2 separate regions of the Homo sapiens genome follow, and region 1 is linked to region 2. The links are chromatin contacts, found by Hi-C or POLR2A ChIA-PET in ENCODE. All regions are on one chromosome and are shown on one strand. Each heading gives the region's core, a stretch centred on a gene start or an enhancer-like site at or near the end of the contact. The rest is flanking DNA. Distances are from core to core; before and after follow the strand shown.

Evidence for each region. Hi-C counts contacts between places; a loop is a spot of excess contacts on that map. ChIA-PET counts read pairs that join two places held with the same protein, here RNA polymerase II (POLR2A). Pooled maps may share reads with other maps.
Region 1: a map of CD8-positive, alpha-beta T cell shows a loop between it and region 2 (21-fold over the local background). The contact joins the promoter of ACER2 here to the enhancer-like site in region 2. A Hi-C loop is called at or near these places in 4 of 168 maps with a recorded cell type or tissue (CD4-positive, alpha-beta memory T cell, CD8-positive, alpha-beta T cell, PC-9 and 1 more), 1 of 37 single-sample maps with no recorded cell type and 16 of 50 pooled maps. POLR2A ChIA-PET finds 5 or more read pairs at or near these places in 1 of 52 experiments (MCF 10A).

Annotation. Positions count from the first base shown.
Region 1 is chr9:19,406,701-19,410,696 of GRCh38, reverse strand. It overlaps ACER2 (alkaline ceramidase 2), which reads right to left and starts at 1,688. Exons shown (of 6, transcript NM_001010887.3): 1 at 1,505-1,688. The coding sequence starts at 1,612. RefSeq lists enhancers at 1,443-1,592, 1,005-1,860, 1,861-2,718 and a silencer at 1,693-1,982.
Region 2 is chr9:19,182,009-19,185,862 of GRCh38, reverse strand. No RefSeq gene overlaps it. Among named protein-coding and RNA genes, the nearest start is that of DENND4C, 47 kb to the left of the region's middle. RefSeq lists an enhancer at 1,338-1,387. Within about 2 kb of position 1,467, at least 37 of the 41 ENCODE cell types and tissues checked have a DNase peak (open chromatin) inside an H3K27ac peak, as active enhancers do; they include CD8-positive, alpha-beta T cell, PC-9 and ascending aorta, where a contact is called at or near this core.

The DNA.
Region 1 (3,996 bases), core at 439-2,938, 220 kb before region 2:
ACCCTGTTGCCCAGGCTGGAGTGGAGTGGCGCGATCTCAGTTCATTGCAGCCTTCAACTCCCAGGCTCAGGTGATCCTCCCACCTCAGCTTCCCAAGTAGCTGGGACGACAAGTGTGTGCCACATGTCCAGCTAATTTTTGTATTTTTTTGTAGAGATGAGGTTTCGCCATGTTGCCCAGGTTGGTCTCGAACTCCTGGATTCAAGCGATCCACCTGCCTTGGCCTCCCAAAGTGCTAGGAATACAGGTGTGAGCCACAACGCCCAGCCTTAGGTTTTCTTAAGGAACCAACCTAATCATAAAAAAAGGAGCAGGAGTGTTTGTGTGGAAGCCAGCCATGGATTTCAGCACTGAGGGAAGGAAGGGCCCAGACTTCTGGATTGTGGCCCCAGCCATGCCAGAAATGTGAGCATGACAGCTCCCTCCTCAAGAGCCCAGTTTTCTCATCAGATGAATAAAAGGACAGGGACTAGATCATCTGAGATTCCTGCAGGCAGTAAGCACCTGACTCCTGCTGAAGACATTCTCTCTAGCAAATCCAAAAGGAAAAGTCCTAAACAACAACCTCAAATTCACAATGACCCAAACCAGGAGTTCCTGTTTCCCTTGTTTGGGCGGTGAAAAGATAAGCCACAGAAATGACCACGCAAAGTCTCACATTCTGTACCAGGATTCTGAGCCATGGACATACACAAAATAAGAGGCATTTCCTCTCCCAGCTGCAACCCTTCCCTACCACAAGAACTAAAATCACACAGGATTCTGCAATGGGGAAGTTTCTGCTCACCCTTATCTAGGGACCTAGGCAAATCCAAAACCCGCACATTATCACTCCCAAACTTTCCTTTCATCCCTCAGACTTCAGAACTGGAGAAAGCACAGTCCTGGGGGAGTTGAATTAGCGGCTTGCACAAGACAGGACACTAAAGGCAAGAAAAAAAAACAAGTAGTAATTAACTTGATTCTGACCAAAAATAACTCGACCATTATAGGCATGTTCTTGGGGGTGGGGCAAGTCTGCCTGGTGGGAGTGACCCCAGCCGCGGGGACCTGCGGGGGGCGTGCTCTTCCCAGCACTCCGAGAGCAGGTATTCAGGGCAAAAAAGCACAATGCGACCCAAGTGCGTCACGCCACAGAGATCCCAGGGGAGGAAGAGACTTGTCCCGGCAGGTTCACCGCCCCCAGCTGACCCAAACAAGGAGAATGGGCTGACACAGACCCCTGGTTCCTGGACGCGTGGGGGCCAAACAAGACAATAGGACCATCACAAAACAAATGACAGCAGGAGGAAGATGAGCCCAGCTGTCGGGAATGGGGACAGGAGAGGAGGACAGATGGAGAACTGAAAGGAGCGCGCCGAGGAGGGGGTGTGGACTGACTCAGCCCCTGGAGAGAATGCCCCCAGATGCGCGCAGAGACCCACGTCCAGCTTCCAGACGCTGCGGCGCGGGAACAGCCCCCTCCCGCTGGCCCGCCTGCCTTCCCCGCTCCCGCGCCCCGCACCGTGTTGTAGAACTCGGCGATAGCAGGCACGATGGTGTAGTTGTCCTCGCACCAGTCCACCTCCGAGCTACCAGCCTGCAGCTGGTCCCACCAGTGCGGGGCGCCCATGGCCACTCCGGGGCATTGGAGCAGCTGCTCGCGCAGCTGAGAAGAGCCCAGAGCTGCTGCGGAGGCAAAACGCGGCGACAGCCAGCGGCGAAAGCGGCTTTATGAAGCACCGGGTAACCGCCGGATGTGCGCCTCCCAACTGGCCTCCCGCGCTCCGCCCCGCCTCGCCTCGCCTGCGGGAGGTTACTCGTTCGCAGACCCTCCCCGGCCCCTCCCCCTGGAAGCCACGCCCACCGTGGGGCGGGACCCGCGTGGAGGAGGGGTCCAGGGTGGGGCGCCTGGAGGCGGAGACCGGGCTCCAGACTCTTCCAGACTACCCAGCACCCGGCAGGTGGCCAGGGCCTCGATGGTGCTACCCACGCCTGCCCACGCCCATCTCCTGGCTCAGACTCGCAGCCTCCCCCGATTGAAGGAGCGCCAGAACTCTCCCTGGAAAAAAATTTAAAATAAAAAGAAACCCGGGAGGACCTGGACCTCTCTGGACCCAGAGTTTGCAGCGATTTTGCTGCGTCCGGCGTTGGACGCCAGTGCTTACACCAGAGAAGTGCCCTCAGTCCCTCCGAGGCCGGACGCCACTCGCTGCGGTCACTGTGGCAGGAAGACCTTCCCGGCTGCTGGAGCAGGTTGGGCCGCCCAGTCCCCGGGGGAGCACTTCTATTTAGAGTACGTTCCTGCCCTCCCTCCCCTTGGCTCCAGCGTTAAGGCTTAATCTAGCCTTCGATATGGGGACTTAGGCAAAGGGTCAAACGTCAGCCATCCCAAACTGCAGAGGATGTAGTGTGGCAGTTATGACATCTCCAAGATATCGAGGTTCAAGAGGTGATAGATAACATACACATGCCAGGTGCTGTCTGAAGAGTTTCCATGTATCACTCATTTAGTGTGCCCAGCAGAGACCCTGTGAGGGGCTTCTATTAGCAAGTGACAGAGCTGGAAATTCAATTCAGGCAAGATGTCCTCAGATCCAGTCATAACTACCTTCTTTTGCTTCTGTAACTGTTCTGCGGTTTGTAAATGAAAGCCAATCTGGTTCCCAGGATCCCTAGAGGAAAGCCACCCTCTGTGTGTATGTGGTGGCTCCCGTTCTCCTTCCTTGAAAGGTTGTAGGATTCTAGGTCAGGACAGCGGCAGAAGAGGCCCTGGGCAGCAGCCCATTGGTGACTGTCATTAGGACGTCTTGCTCGGACCCGCAGGGTATCCTAAAGGCCAGCAACTCCCCAGGGTCTGCCCTCTCTCTGGGCCTGACTGCCCAGCAGGACCCTGGGTGGTGCTTCAGTGTCCTCTGCACCAAGTGTTTGTCTGCCCACCAGTACCCACACAGCCATGTGCAAGTCCCCAGAGATCTCCATCACTGACAAAAACTGCAAGCCCCGCCGCCTCTCCTAGTCTCTAGAAAATCCAGGTTTGTCCCCCAGGGGCCAAACCACACTCCTCCTTTCATCTTTGTCCCAACCTCTATCCCTTCCTCCTGCTTTACGGGCAATTCCACTGCCCTCCAGAACCCAAGTAGAAGATACACTCTTACCTTCCCCTAGGGTTGATTTACCCAGACCTACAGGATACCCGGAGTGAGCTGGCCACCTAAGAAAGGCGGTTGAGGGCCGGGCGCGGTGGCTCATGCCTGTAATCCCAGCACTTTGGGAGGCCGAGGCAGGCGGATCACGAGGTCAGGAGATGGAGACCATCCTGGCTAACATGGTGAAACCCCGTCTCTACTTAAAAAAAGAATACAAAAAATTACCCGGGCGTCGTGGCGGGCGCCTGTAGTCCCAGCTACGCAGGAGGCTGAGGCAGGAGAATTGCGTGAACCCGGGAAGCGGAGCTTGCAGTGAGCCGAGATCGCGCCACTGCACTCCAGCCTGGGTGACAGAGCGAGATTCCATCTCAAAAACGAAGGGCGGTTGGGGTGGATGTTTCCCACAGCCACAGAAGAAAGATACATCAGTTAATTTCTGTGTCTCAAAATGCTACACCAACTGTTCAGCAATAGAATTTTCCCTGTAGTCAATATTTTACTTCTTCCAACAACAGTTTACTTGGAAATATATCCATATTCATCAAAATATAATGGTATTTTTAAAAAACCATTATTTTATATGCCAGAGATTCTCAAAGTGTGGTTCCTCCCTTTCTTTTCATTTTCATTCTCTTACCAGTGTACATTGGAACTTCCCAGAGGATACATGATGTGTGATGTCATTATCTCTCCGACAGCTAATGGAATATGTGCTTGTGATTCTTTGGTATTAAAAGTCTGTTTAAATTTCTAATGCGGTAACTATTGATGTTACCATATAAACCACAAGTTCTCTGGTGTTCTCAATATTTTTTAAGAGTGTAAAGGGGTCCTCAGACTAAAAAGATTGAAAGTTGCTGTTAAAAAG
Region 2 (3,854 bases), core at 218-2,717:
AAGGTTGTATATGTAATCCCAGCACTTTGGGAGGCCGAGGCAGGCGTATCACCTGAGGTCAGGAGTTCAAGACCAGCATGGCCAATATGGTGAAACCCTATCTCTACTAAAAATACAAAAATTAGCCGGGCGTGTTAGTGGACACTTGTAACCCCAGCTACTCGGGAGACTGAGGCAGGAGAATCGCTTGAACCCCAGAGGCAGAGGTTGCAGTGAGCAGAGATCATACCACACTGCACTCCAGCCTGGATTACAAGAGCAAAACTCCATCTCAAAAAAAAAGAAAAAAGAAAGAAATCAAAACTTAAACACACATTATTTTATTTGATCCTTACAAAAATTCTCTGAGGTAGACAGAAGAGGTTTCTTCCCTGATCACAGAAGAGAAAACAAAGGCTCAAGGAAGTTAATTATTATAACTATTCTACAGCTAATAAGTTGGTTATGCAGTCATTAAGTCTTTATTGAACATCTCTAGCATCCAGGCATTGGGTTAAGGAACCGGGACTCAAGTTCAAATGAATCACACCTCAGTGTTGTTTCTCTTATTTGGAGTAGTTCTTTAATGCATCAGTTTTAAAAGACTGAAAGTTTTAAACTTAGGGTGGCTTTCTTACAACTTAAAACTGTTTAATAGAGAATTCTTAATTCACATAGTATAATATAATATACCCAGCAACATTCTGCAACAGGCCAGGCGCGGTGGCTCACGCCTGTAATCACAGCACTTTGGGAGGCCAAGGCAGGTGGATGATCCAAGTTCATGAGTTCGAGACCAGCCTAGCCAACATGGAGAAACCCTGTCTCTACTAAAAATACAAAAAAAAAAAAAATTAGCTGGGCCTGGTGGCATACTCCTGTAGTCCCAGCTACTGGGGAGGCTGAGGCAGGAGAATCACTTGAACCCAGGAGGCGAAGGTTGCAGTGAACTGCACTCCAGCTGGGACGACAGAACAAGACTCTGCCTAAAAAAAAAAAAATTATGCAACAGTTGACTACAATCAAAAGAGAAAAGTAAAGGTTGACTTTTCTAACTATGGTATTTTGCCTGCTAGGCATTCTAGGTTTTTATTTTAAAAATTTCTTAGGAAACTCCAGCTGTTACAAGGAAGTATTGCTTTTGGTTTAATGTTTTATCCTGCTAGTGCACTCCACCCTTAAGTGATCTTGGTGACTAATAGGACTGGCACCAGTTCTCACTTACCAGATGTGAATTCCACTTACTAGTTTGTTTTTTGTCTTCTGCTAATTTGCAGTTGTAGACAAAAACGGAGTAAAGAAGTTCTTAAAATAAATGAAAATCGGCAATGTAGTCGCTCTTTAATTTTTGAATTGGCCTGGCGCAGTGGCCTCACCTAAGAGTCATATGGTTGTTATGTTCCCTGATGTTAGGGGGCCCTCCCCTGCAGCCCACAGTGACTCAGAAGGCAGCTGCCGAGAACAGGAAGGCCTGGGGTTCATGTGACAAGCCACCAGCCTTTACCAGAGCAAACAAAGTAGGTGGGATGTTCCCCTGTCCCCTGCCCACCAGTTTTATAACACATTTCAGGGCTTTTTTTTTCCCTTCCTCAGACTGCTCTGAATTTTCTCTTTGACCTAATTTGATTTGTGGAGAAATGCTGTCGAAAGGGCCTGCTGAGATTTTGTCCTGGCCTGCCTCACTGAAGAAGGCCAACAATCTGTTTGCATAGCAAGAATGAAAAAAATGTTTCTGTGCTTCAGAGATTACTGAATACTTTTTCCAAAATGAATCTGTTCCTTCTAGCAGGGATCGTTTTGCTAGTTGGGAAGATAAAGCTGTCAATATTCAGTAGCTAATCTCTAGATTTCTTTCTGTGATGGAGTCTAGCTCAGTGCAGGCTGAGGGGCAGTGGCACGATCTCAGCTCACTGCAACCTCCCACTCCTGGGTTCAAGCGATTCTCCTGCCTCAGCCTCCCAAGTAGCTGGGATTACAGGCACGCGCCATCACACCTGGCTAATTTTTGTATTTTTGGTAGAGATGGGGTTTCACCATATTGGCCAGGCTGGTCTCAACTCCTGATCTCAAGTGATCCACCCGCCTTGGCCTCCCATAATGCTAGGATTACAGGGGTGAGCCATCACATGTAGCACCAATCTCTAGATTTCAAGAGACCACATATTGTCACAGCTTCTTGGAGATTTTCTTCACTGGATTTAAGTCATTGTTCTCCAAAGTGTGTTCTGAGAGCTACCTACATTTGAATCATCTAGATTAAGGTATCATCATCTCTACTAAAGGACCTTGTAATCTGTGTTTTTTTTTTTTGAGATGAAGTCTCCCTCTATTGCCCAGGCTGGAGTGCAATGGTGCAATCTTGGCTTACTGGCAACCTCCGCCTCCAGGGTTCAAGCAATTATCTGCCTCAGCCTCCCGAATAGCTGGGATTACTGGCACCCGCCACCACACCCAGCTAATTTTTGTATTTTTAGTAGACATGGGGTTTCACCATCTTGGTCAGGCTGGCCTTGAACTCCTGACCTTGTGATCCACCCACCTCGGCCTCCCAAAGTGGTGGGATTACAGGCGTGAGCCACTGCGCCCGGCCCGGAATCTGTTTTTAACAAGCACTACAACTCCCCAGAATTCTTTTTTTTTTTTTTTTTTTGAGATGGAGTCCCTCTCTGTGGCCCAGGCTGGAGTGCAGTGGCGTGATCTCGGCTTACTGCAACCTCCAGCTCCTGGGTTCAAGCAATTTTCCTGCCTCAGCCTCCCGAGTAGCTGGGGTTACAGGCGCCCACCACCACGCTGGCTAATTTTTTGCGTGTATTTTTAGTAGAGACAGGGTTTCACCATCTTGGACAGGCTGGTCTTGAACTAACCTCATGATCCACCTGCCTCGGCCTCCCAAAGTGCTGGGATTACAGGTGTGAGCCACCGCACCGGGCCAAAATTTATTTTTTTGCACAAAATTAACTTAGCTAAATCAGAGTTCACAAGCCTTCACTGGTAATGTGACCCACAGGAGAGAGTCCTGGGGCAGAGGAGGAGTCTTGTTTATGCCTTTCCTGTTTCCATTCCTGTACTCCCTGTCCCTGCCAAAATGCCATTTCTGATAGTGTTGGTCACTGCAGAAGGAAACAGGAAAAAACAGGAAGGAACTGAGGAAACTTCAGTGTTCCCTCTTGATTACAGTAGTGTGGGAAACAGGCCTGGGTTTAGAAAGCAATGCAGCAGAATGCTTAAAAATCATTCACAAAGCTTGGTAAAACCACAGACTCCCCTTCTCCCCATTCTAATTAAGTGGGTATGCGGTGGGGCCTCAGAACCTATATTTGTAAAAATACCTACAGTGATTCTAATGCAGGTTGATCTGGGGGTACATCAGGATATTTCTTATTTAATGTACTGGAGCCCAGAGCTAGAAGTCCCCTTTGACAGCTGTCTTCAAACTGTCGGCACAAAGACCTAAAGTAATTTTACAATATAAAGACATCTGGGTTCTCTAACTGTCACAGGGCAACTCCCCAAACTGGGGATCAGCCCAGGAGGCCATAAGGGTTCTTGACTTTTGGCAGAAAAGAATTAAGGAGGCCATGGTGGCTAATGCCTGTAATCCCAACACTTTGGGAGGCTGAGGCAGGTGGATTGCCTCAGGTCAGGAGTTCGAGAACAGTCTGGCCAACATGGTGAAACCCCATCTCTACTAAAAATACAAAAAAATTAACTGGGTGTGGTGGCATGCACCTGTAATCCCAGCTACTCGGGAGGCTGAGGTAGGGGAATTGCTTGAACCAGGGAGGTGGAGGTTGCAGTGAGCGGAGATCATGCCACTGCACTCTAGCCTGGACAACAGAGCAAGACTCTGTCTCAAAAAAAAAAAAAAAAACAGG